Regions from separate parts of the Homo sapiens genome. Here region 2 is linked to region 1. A link is a loop called in an ENCODE intact Hi-C map of the cell type or tissue named here. Cell type or tissue: PC-3. All regions are shown on one strand. Links, peaks and the distances in the headings refer to the core of each region. The heading gives the core; the rest is flanking DNA.

The links. A loop is a pair of places that touch in the nucleus more often than their neighbours do. Peaks named below come from ENCODE experiments on the same cell type or tissue, not always from the same donor. Only the 100,000 strongest peaks of a DNase experiment are listed, where the experiment ranks them.
Region 2: it touches region 1 in a loop (7-fold over the local background); 3 of 110 quality-filtered maps call a loop at or near these places.

What each region holds. Positions count from the first base shown.
Region 1 is chr7:88,355,363-88,360,753 of GRCh38, reverse strand. The region is part of intron 1 of LOC107986815 (a long non-coding RNA gene); the gene reads right to left. Among named protein-coding and RNA genes, the nearest start is that of STEAP4, 51 kb to the right of the region's middle. In PC-3, for the core only: CTCF peaks have their summits at 2,338 (motif pointing right) and 3,271; a DNase peak (open chromatin) is centred at 3,263; H3K4me3 peaks cover 653 bases.
Region 2 is chr7:88,286,995-88,292,385 of GRCh38, reverse strand. The region is part of intron 1 of STEAP4 (STEAP4 metalloreductase); the gene reads left to right. It overlaps LOC124901692 (a long non-coding RNA gene), which reads right to left and starts at 899. Exons shown (of 2, transcript XR_007060420.1): 1 at 76-899. In PC-3, for the core only: no CTCF peak of the experiment used is centred there; DNase peaks (open chromatin) are centred at 405 and 2,665; H3K27ac peaks cover 3,846 bases.

The DNA.
Region 1 (5,391 bases), core at 187-5,186:
GACCAAATATTAGAACAAAAGATGCTCTTAACACTCCTATCTCTTAGGAAATTACAAGGGTTTAATGAACTCTGTGCCAGGAAATGGGGACAAAGACCAAATTTAAATTTCTTATATCACAATATTGCAACTACAATATTCAAGTTTTACACATAAGGAAACTGAGGCACAAGGTAGCTGAAGAGCCTCCATGAGGCCTTACAATGCAATTTGATTCCAGTCTGACTGCTGAGACACTTCTCTCAAACACTACACTCTACTGCCTCTCATTCACTATAGTATTCCTCAGTGTCTGTCACATATCAGTGCTCAATAAATATAAGTGAAATGAATGAGACATTTCATAACCCCTGTAGCCGTCACCTACTAGAAGTGAGGTCTTTGAGGGGAGACACTGTCTTATTCATTTTGTCCTAATCCCCAGTACCTAGCATAATGCCATAGGGTGGATGCTCAAAAGTTGTTTGATGGATGAAAAATGAATAAATGTGTAAATACAGACTCAGATAGCTATAGGTAATATAAACCAGAAGTGGACAAATCACATGGTAAAATAGGAAAGAGTGGGTATAGTTCTCCATCTTCTCGCAATTCCATGTAGTGGTCTAGAATAATGAACGCAATGATCAATTGTATTATTTAGTTTCTCTTATCAAGCTGTTAGTAGGATACAGAATAGAATTGTGAATTCTTGTTTGCAAAAATCCCCCGTTTTTATGATGTATATAATAATGGGTCCCAGAAGAAGAGCTATATTAAAAAACAAAATGAAGACAAGAAAATAACCATATCAAAGATGAATAAAAACTTAGATACACAAGCAGTGCTTCTGTCCAGTAAAGTAGTCTTGGTAGCAGAGGAAAGTAAATACTTTCCCCTGGAGCATAGCAAAAAGCAGCCTGCCACAGCACAAAATTTCATGGAGGTCTCTTTTTTTAATCTTAAAAATTCATCTTTATTTTCATTCTGAGGTATCTCAATTTTTGATTTACCACAAAAATAATGTTTGATTACTTACCATTATGTAAAATGAAAAGACCACCATCTTTTCCTTTAGCATTCAGTACTGTGGAATATGTTAGCCTATTTGAGAAATCAGGGACCATAGCATCTGGCAAAGACTTTCATTTAGAAGCCTAAATATTTAGAAGCACCTTACAAATTCATTAAGTGAGATATAGAGAACCCAAATAAGCATAATGAAATTAGGTTAATTTGGCATGAGAAATAGTATCTGTGCATTCAGCAAATATACTTCCTTAATAACCGTACTGAACAACCATATATAAAGGTAAACAAATACTAAAGCTAGCTATGATAGCTATTACTCAGGCTCAGAAATATTTGTTTCTCCTATGCAACCTGGGTAGATTAAACTTCCCTGGGTCCCTGAATCTGGCCATGGTGTGTTATTTGTGAGGTGAATAGAATGTTACTGGAAGTCACCTGTGTCAATTCCATGTGAAAGCATTAGAGTTAACATGCAATTTACCATGTTCTCTTTTCCCCACCACACTGACTAATAAGGCTATCTGTTCCAAAAAGTGCAGTTCCAGGATAATGCCACCTTCCCCAGCTGGATTGCTGAGTTGTCACACAGAGGCAGTTGTATGGGAGAGTTACTCTGAAGAAGAAATAAACTTTCGCTACGTTAAAGCCACTGAGTTGTTGTTACTGCAGCAGAACCTAACCTATCCTGGCTAACACCATCCCAGGTGTTAAACTCAAATAGACCAAGCTACATAAACATTAGATATCCCTATCTTATTTGTGCTTTATTAGTCCAGAGCTACAAGCAACATTCTATAGGCAATATGGTTATTTGTACTCTCTGCCTAACAGCTTTGGCTAAATTTATTCATGAACTGTTCTTTAAAAAAATAAATCTGCCAAAGTGGTTATTCAGCAGTATGTAAACAGTCAATTGGTGCTTTTCTTTTAAAACCGCTTTCACTGGTTGTAAAGAGAAAAACACGTAGCAGACTATAAAGTTCTCTACTGACATAGATAATATTGGTGAATATGCTACATTAAATACTAAAACTATCAGCAAATTACACCATGAAGCAAATACAAACCACCAAAAAATTTACAATAAATTCTTTTAATTATTAACTTTTAGTTATTCATTAACTTTTAAAATTCTGATGTCATATTATTTAACATCTCAACCAATTTTGGAAGTTATACAAACTTTTTTTTTTTTTTTTACTAGGCTCTATCCATCTGTGCCAGGGTTTCTTAACCTTTGCACTATTAACATTTCAGACTTGATGGTTTTCACTGTGGTAAGGGACTGTCCTGTGCATCCCTGCCCTCTGTACACTAGATGTCAGTAGCACTTCTGCAATTGTGACAATCAAAAATATCTCCAAACATTGACAAACGTCTAGTGGGGAGGGAGGACGTATCACAAAATTACCCCCAATTGAAAACTACTAACCTATTCCAGAGGTCCACAAAAAATAAAATATGAATTTCATCTGACAGCTCTATTGCTGCCTTACTGAAGTGATTTACAATAGTACATAGAGGTGATATAACAGGACTTTACTTTCATTATTGCACAAAGAAAACACAGTAAGTACCAAAACTTAGATAATAAAAATTTGCAAAACTAACAAAATAATTACTAGAAATCCCATCTCGATTAGCATGTTTATAGGCATGTCTTTCTGGATTCATTCATTCAACAGCTAGTTATTGAATAACTGCTTCATGTTGGGCACTGTGTATATACCAGAGATAAGAGTGTTAAGCCAGACAGACAAGATTCCAGCCTTCCTGGAGCTTACAGCCTCATGGGAGAAACAGATTCAGAGCCTTAAATATCAATTGCAAATGAAGATGTGTCATAAAGAAAAGTGCAGGTGCCTATGATACCACAGCACTGGGACTGGTTTAAGTGTGGCATCTTTGAAGAACTGTCGTCTTAATTGAATAGAAAGCTATGTCTAACTAGTTGGCACTCAAGTAGTACTTACTAACCACCAGGCATTTTTCTCACATTCTATTTTTTAAAACTCATTTAATCCTCTCAACAACTGCATGAGATAACTATAATTATTACTAAAATAATTAATTTAGTAATTATTTCTGAAATAAAATAACTGAAAATGAATACAGAGAGACCAGGTGCCTTTTCCTAGATCACAAAGCTAGTGTGTGGAAGAGGCAAAATTTGAACTGGTTCATGTTCCTAAGGACTAACCCATCAGCCTTCCACCCCCAACATGAGCCAATCCCAGCAGAAGGAGGCAGTGTTGTCCTGTCCTGTTCACTTTGTCCACAGGCTGGCAGAGAGTGTGTTTCTCTGTTTCCCTGGCAAGGAGGAGTGACCTTCCAGTCACCGAGGAGAGAGTACTGAAATCCACCTCATTATATATTTATGGTAGTTTCCTAGTTAAATGCAGCCTCCTCCTTAAATTCTTTCTTGGGAGGAGATGAGGTATGCATTATTTATAAATTATTTAATTATTGTGGGAATTAAGCAACAGAACACTCTGACACTATAATTGAAGAGAGGTAGAAGGTTCCAAAAGGCTGAATTCACAACAGCAAATTGTTCAAATACATATTTTTGATTAGTCAGGAGTTTCGACAGAATTTCCAGGCTAACAAGCTAATATGCTCTCATCTGAAATGAATACTTTCATTCAGCATCTATATGTTGTACGTGTGTGTTTGCAAGGAGCTGAAGTGAAATCTCCTCATGAGAATTATTTCTAATATCCTAAATGATCTAAATCACACACTAGCTATGGTGATAATGATTAATCATATAAGTCTTATACATTATATAAGTATGATAAAAAGGATTTCAATACTCCTGAATATGTTCTTTTTATTGCTGTTCTTTTTTTGAGGTACTGTTGGTTTGATTTTTACATGACCATATTATATAGAAATTCTAAATGTTTCTAAAGGGAATAATGAAGTGACTTTTGATTTTTAACTCACTTCCTATAAGGATGATGCCTCTTTTCAGAATTTATGATGTATATAATTATCTCAGTTGGTTAGAATGGCTTTGATCCACATGTCACTTTGCCCTGTGGACATAGCTGCTTTGGGTCCCTCAACATAATCTATTATCAAATTTTTAAAAAGACCCAAAGACATTAGGGACTAACAATTTTATCTTCTTATGTGATGCACCTTTCAGACAGCAAAATCACAGGGAGTGGGGTACTCTGATTAATTCCATATTCTAGATAATTGACAATTATCTAGGAAAGCCTTAGCATCTCATTTCTATAGGTGAAAATATTTGCAACATGTATCTGTACATGTTCGTGTTTTTGTAAGTAATACTTAAATGTCCGTGTGTGATGGTTAATTTTACACATATGTGTCAACTTGACTGGGCCACAGGATGCCAGATATCTGATTAAATATTATCTCTGGATGTATCTGTGAAGGTGTTTCAGAAAGATTCGCATTTGGATAGGTGGACTAAGTAAAGCAGATGACCCTCCCTAACGTGGGAGGGCTTCATCCCATCCATCCAGGTGTTGAGTAGAACAAAAAAGAGGAGAAATGTTGGATTTGCTCTCTCTGCCTAGCTTTTGAGCTGGGACATCAATCTTCTCCTGCCTTCAACACTCTTGGTTCTCAAACCTTGAGACTGGGGATAATATCTACACCATTGGTTCTCTGGCTCTCAGGTCTTTGAATTACATCACAGGCTTTCTTGGGTCTCCAGTTTGTAGACAGCAGATCTGGAACTACTTGACCTCCATAATTCACAAGAGGCAATACCCTATAATAAATGTCTTTATATGTGGTGTGTGTGTGTATGTGTGTGTGTGTGAAGGTTCTGGAGAATGGTGACTAATATACCATGTGGGAATGGATGATGGATGTCCCCATGATATGGGGACAAAGGATCATAGCATGGAAATTTAAGATAATTTTACAATATTGCAAATGGAAGTGTCAGAATAGCACAAGATTGAGTTGAATGTGTACACATCTCAGGATATTCACTGACAATTGCTTTAAAAAATACTAATGTCAATTTATTCTATTATCACTTGCCTCATTAATCAAAAAGTGAACTTCAAAAGAAAATGGGCTTGATTCTGTTCAACTGTTATGGCATGATGAACAACTGGGAGGCACAAAAAGAATTTGTTTGATAATTTAATTCCCATGATAGTTTTTTTTTTATTTCCCCCAACCAGAAAAAAAATCTTTACTTTCTATTACTATTGTTGTAATTATCAGCTGTTTTGAAAATCACACAATAATGTCTACTATAATTCTAATATTGTCTAATTGTATTATTGGTGATTTATCAGCCAATTAAGAAGAAGCAATACATTAGATTAAAAAGTGGTGTATGTGTATGTGTTCGTATTTTTAAACCACCTCACATGTGCTGCTTAA
Region 2 (5,391 bases), core at 120-5,119, 68 kb after region 1:
TTTGGACCTTTTTATGTTTCTACTATGCTGGAATCCTCAAAAGCTGGAAGGGCCTGAGCCTCTCAGACCTCTTACCTCTGAGAGGTGAGAGAAGTAAAATTCACCAGCCAGGCTGGCTCTAACATCCTCATGGGAAGCCTAGTTGGAAACATCCCAGAAGAATACTGCCTCAGGTTTCCAAGGCCTGTGGGGTGAGATCTGCAAAGAGAGGGATGATAAGCAGGACTCCTCCTGACCCACACTTGGTCCCTCATATGACACACACACTCACATACACACACACACACGCGCGCGCACACACACACATGGTTTCTCAGAGTCAGCTGCTACCATGGCCTTCATTGTCATCTTTGCCACCTTTGTATCTGCGTCACTGATTGCTAATTCCTAATCTATGTAAACACCCTTGTGAGATCACTTTACGCATCTTGGCTGTCATCTCTGGGAAATGATTCCATAAGAGGCAAAACCAGTCCTGCAGATTTTCCAAACCCAGAAATATTTCTGTTGTATTTCCTGTTACATAACTGAGGTTTGTGGAGAGCCCATGAGACTGAAGGAAGGAGAGGAAACCCCTATGTTGTGTTTTAACTATTTTAACCCACGTTTCCCTTAATAACTCTTCTTCCTGTTTACTACCTTTTTTATTATTTTCTTTATTATTTCTATCCTGGATATAAGAGTAAAGTAGGACTAGAAAACTTTTTTAAGTCTTTGAACAAGGAACCTCCATGAACGTATATTTACACACAGCTATTTTGAGTTTCAAGATGCCTGAAAAGGGTGTAGCAGCATTCTTTAGATAGTACCTAATGCAAAATGCACCCTCAACTTGATCTCCCTTGTGGTTGAGAGTGTGCATATATCTATTTCTTTTCTTTTTTTTTTTTTTTCTTTTTGAGATGGAGTCTTGCTCTGTTGCCCAGGCTGGAGTGCAGCAGTGCGATCTCGGCTCACTACAGCCTCCACCTCCCAGGTTCAAGCGATCTTTCCCCTTCAGCCTCTCCAATAGCTGGAATTACAAGTGTGTTCCACCACACCTGGCTAATTTTTTGTGTATTTTTAGTAGAGGCGGGGTGTCACCATGTTGGCCAAGCTGGTCTCGAGCTCCTGACCTCAAGTGATCCTCAAACGCCATTTTATATAGAGTTTTATTTATAAGAAATAAGTGGGACAAGTAGGAGATTCTTAAGAATCGTTGCACTCTAGTTCAGATATTTTTTATATATTTATAATAATCATAGTTATATAAGCATAATTAACCCTTAATTTGTAAAGTTTATATAAAGGCTACATTAATTAGATACTTGATTCAATAACTAATAGATTACCAATCTATTTAAAATACCCATTTTCTTAAACACTTACTAGGTCTCAAGAACTGTTTTGAGATGCAGGAATTCATCTAATTTTCACTGCCGGGCGAGGTGTGAGAGCCCTAGCATCTGAAAGTGGTCGACTTGCGAGTTGGTAAGAAGAATTTAATAACAACAGAATAGGTTTGAAAAAGGAAAGTTTTAGTAGAAAGAAAGAACACTGCAGAAGAGTGCAGCAGGGCGCCTTAGCAAGATAGAACTGAGTGGGCCATGGTGGATTCTCCTTGGGAGCATTTATGGACCTTAAGACAGAAGCTTGAGGGTAATTTGGACCATATTAGCCAGACAGGTCATGATAAATGATGACATTTATAGTCATTTTGGTGCCTTTGTGTCAGCAAGGGTTGCACAATGAGTTTCAGCATAGCGTTCTGGAGATGTATAGAAATTTTAGTTACTTAGAAATTTTTTTGAAAGAGGCCTGGAACCAGATGCCTATTTAGATACTAGAGAATTTTAAATACTTCTAAATTCCCTCGATACGGAGTTTTGCCTCTGATGGCCTAGTTGATGGTCACCAGGTGTTCTTTGCTCCCTTCATGATACTTCTAAATTCCTCAGATACGGAGTTTTTTGTCTCCAGTACCTGTTCATGGTCATTAGCTGATTTTTGCTGTCCTCACTCGCAGTATCTTTCAAGTAGGTACTAGCAATCCCTCATTTTACAGATGATGAAACTGAGACACAGAGTTTGAGTAACTTTCTCAAGGTGACATTGCTGGTAAGAGGCAAAGCAAAAAATAGGACCATGAAGTCAATATCTTCATTAAAAAATTTATGAAAGATTAGAATAAATGAATATAGTGACCAAATAGTCAAAATGGTCTGGAATCACTCTCTCTTTGCAATGATTAAGATAATCCAAATGAGAATATTTCAGTTAACAAAATCCATCTCATTACAGGATACTGGCAACTGCATCAAATCTACATTTTGCTTGCAAATGTTCATCCAGTATGAAAGAGAGAATAAAAATATTAGGATAAAATAATTTTTTTAAGTGAGGAGATAGGCAGTCACACATTCTTTTGTGACACAAACCAGTTCTACAGTAGAATAATGAAGGCATTGTTCAGCAGTTTGAAGGTTTGATTTATAAAACTAGGTGTTAACTGATTGGCAATCAACCAATAGAAGGTAAATTGCTAAACTAGTCTGCATGTGCAGATGCTAGTAAGAAATTTTCAAAGGCACAGCTGCACTTTTATACAAAGTTCCCTGATCATCTACAGGTACTTCCCCACATGTGGTCATGACCTTTGATGACACCCATTCAGGATATCAGTCGCCAGTTTGTTTATAAAATGATTCAGATGTACTTAATTAGATTATTCAGAGTTTCTGTGGGAGTGCAGGAATGTCCTGTATTTCTTGTCCCTTTCTCCCATAACTTCTACCTCCCTACAAAGGCCTAAATGCTCTGCTTTTGATGGAGGCGTGCAACTTCAGATAAGCTCCGGTAAGAATATAGGTGTTTTTGATAGGCTAAAATGGAAAGCACAAATTTCTGAAACCCCAGGAAAAAGGTGCAAACTCTACATACACTGTGCAATCTGCATGAAATCCACCATAGGAGAATTGAGTAGTGATTAAGTCTGGTTTGAAAATTCTGCATCAAATTCACAGAGTTTTACTTTCAACCCATTTGGGTGAAAGAAATAATGTCCTTACAACATCTCTTCCACTTCTTTCCTTCTTTCTTACTCTTCTCCATTGGTTACTCTTTAATCATTCAGCATCTTCCTTTTTATTTATCTCACACTGTGCCTGGGACACAGAGTAAACTTTTGTACTTCCAGCCCCTTCATCCCACCCTTTTAATATAGTTCAACGAATATTTATAAATTTCCTAGACTGTGGTAGTTAGTGCTTTTCTGAGCACTGAAGATACATCATTGAACAATAGACACACACAAACACACACACATACACACACACACACACACACGCGCATGCATGCACCAAAAAAAATAAAAGATTAACTGAAAGCTTAAACTACATATTGGAAAAGAAACATTTTTGAGAAAAATTCAATACTGAAAGAAAAGATATTCTTCAAAAGTATAAAAAACAACCTAGATTATTGCAGGAGATCATACAAACTGGTTTGTTTTTTATTTAAATTCTACAGCCACATGGTTCATAACAGTATTTCAGTTTAGTTTTAACTTGCATTTTTTTTTAGTTTTGGGTAATATTAAGAATATTTTACTGTGTTTAGAAGTCTTTTATATATTTCCTTAGGATAAACTATCAGCTCATATTCTTTGCCCAATTTTCTAATGGGCAATTGTTTTTTTCTCATTGATTTATATGAGTTGAAAAATATTTTTTCCAGTTCGTTGATTATCTTCATTATGACATTGCTTAGCGGTTTTGCATTGCAGAAGTTATTTATTTTTATGCAATCACATTTGTCCAACTATTTGTTAATGGTTTAATGATGTAGGAAGAGGACCTTCCCCTCTAAGATTATAAAAGAATGTTCCATGGTTTCTTCTAGTTCTGTTCTAGTTTCATTTTTCTAAAAATAAATCTTTAGCTGGGCACAGTGGCTCATGCCTGTAATCCCAGGACTTTGGGAGGCTGAGGTGGGCGGATCACCTGACATCAGGAGTTCGAGACCAGCCTGACCAACATGGAGAAACCCTGTCTCTACTAAAAATACAAAATTAGCCAGGCATGGTGGCACATGCCTATAATCCCAGCTACTCTGGAGGCTGAGGCAGGAGAATCACTTGAACCTGGGAGGCGGAGGTTGCAGTGAGCCAAGATCACAGCATTGCACTCCAGCCTGGGCAACGAGAACGAAACTCTGTCTCACAAAATAAATAAATAAAATAAATCTTTAATTTATTTTGAATTTACCTTGGGGTGGAGTATAAGGTATAAATTTATTTTTTTCTTTCAGGTAACTCTTGAGTTGCCCCAACGTTGAAACCACCTTTGCAAAAATTCTAACTGAAGAAATTATGACAGTGAAAGAGATCAGAACTAACTGACTCCATCTGGCTTCTAACCTTTAAGCTGTCCTTGTTCATTCCTGGTTGCAGGCAGAACTAACCTTGGGAAGGAATTTAGTTTATGGTTTGGCTCTGAAACAAAATTGATAATGTCCCTTTTCCCAAAAAGACCCACTTCTTGCCTGGGGACCAGTCTGCCTTTGTAGGACTAACAGATTAACTACAGGATTAGATATTACATTTTAGGGGTCATGCAGCCTCTGGCTACAAGAGTCTGACCTTCCCCAGATTGCTCCTATGGATAGCATTACTATTATAAAACCTAAGATCAGTGCTTGAGATATTTTGCAGACCCTGCACTGGATGGATCAGCTGACACCACCCAGATTGGTAATCTGGCTTAACCACTTCTGCGATCCCCTCTATAATTCTATCTCCAACCTGACCAATCAGCACTTCCCACTTTCGAGCTCCTATTTTAATTTAAATTATCTTTAAGAACTCTGATCTTCGTGCTCTGGGAAACTGATTTGTGTAATAATAATACTCGTGTCTCCCATACAGCCAGCTCTGCCTGAATTACTCCTTCTCCATTGCAATCCCCCTGTCATGATAAATTGGCTCTGTCTAGGCAGCAGGCAAGGTGAATCCATTGGGCAGTTACAAATTTGGGGGCTCGACCAGGATTGCCTTTGTTGTTACCTGCTCTGTAGCCCACCTCTGGTGATGGATCTGGAGGCCAACCCAAGTGGCCACCTAGTTCTCTTGGACTAGGGGCTGACTCTGGCACTCTCTGCCAGTGGGGTGCTGCTGACCCAATGTGCATGGATTCAATTGCAGTGGAGAAGTAATGCTAGGGAGATATCTCATAACTGTAGCCTCATCACTGGGTGTCTGTAGCTGTAGCCTCAATGCAAGGTGTCTGATTTGGTGAGTATTCCAGGCAGCTACCAACAGCCCCTTCCTTCTCCTGATTTATTGGCCTCTCTGGAGGTGCTGCTGTCTCTTAGTAACCTCCCAGGGTGTCTGTCTGTAGCCCTATCACAAGGTAT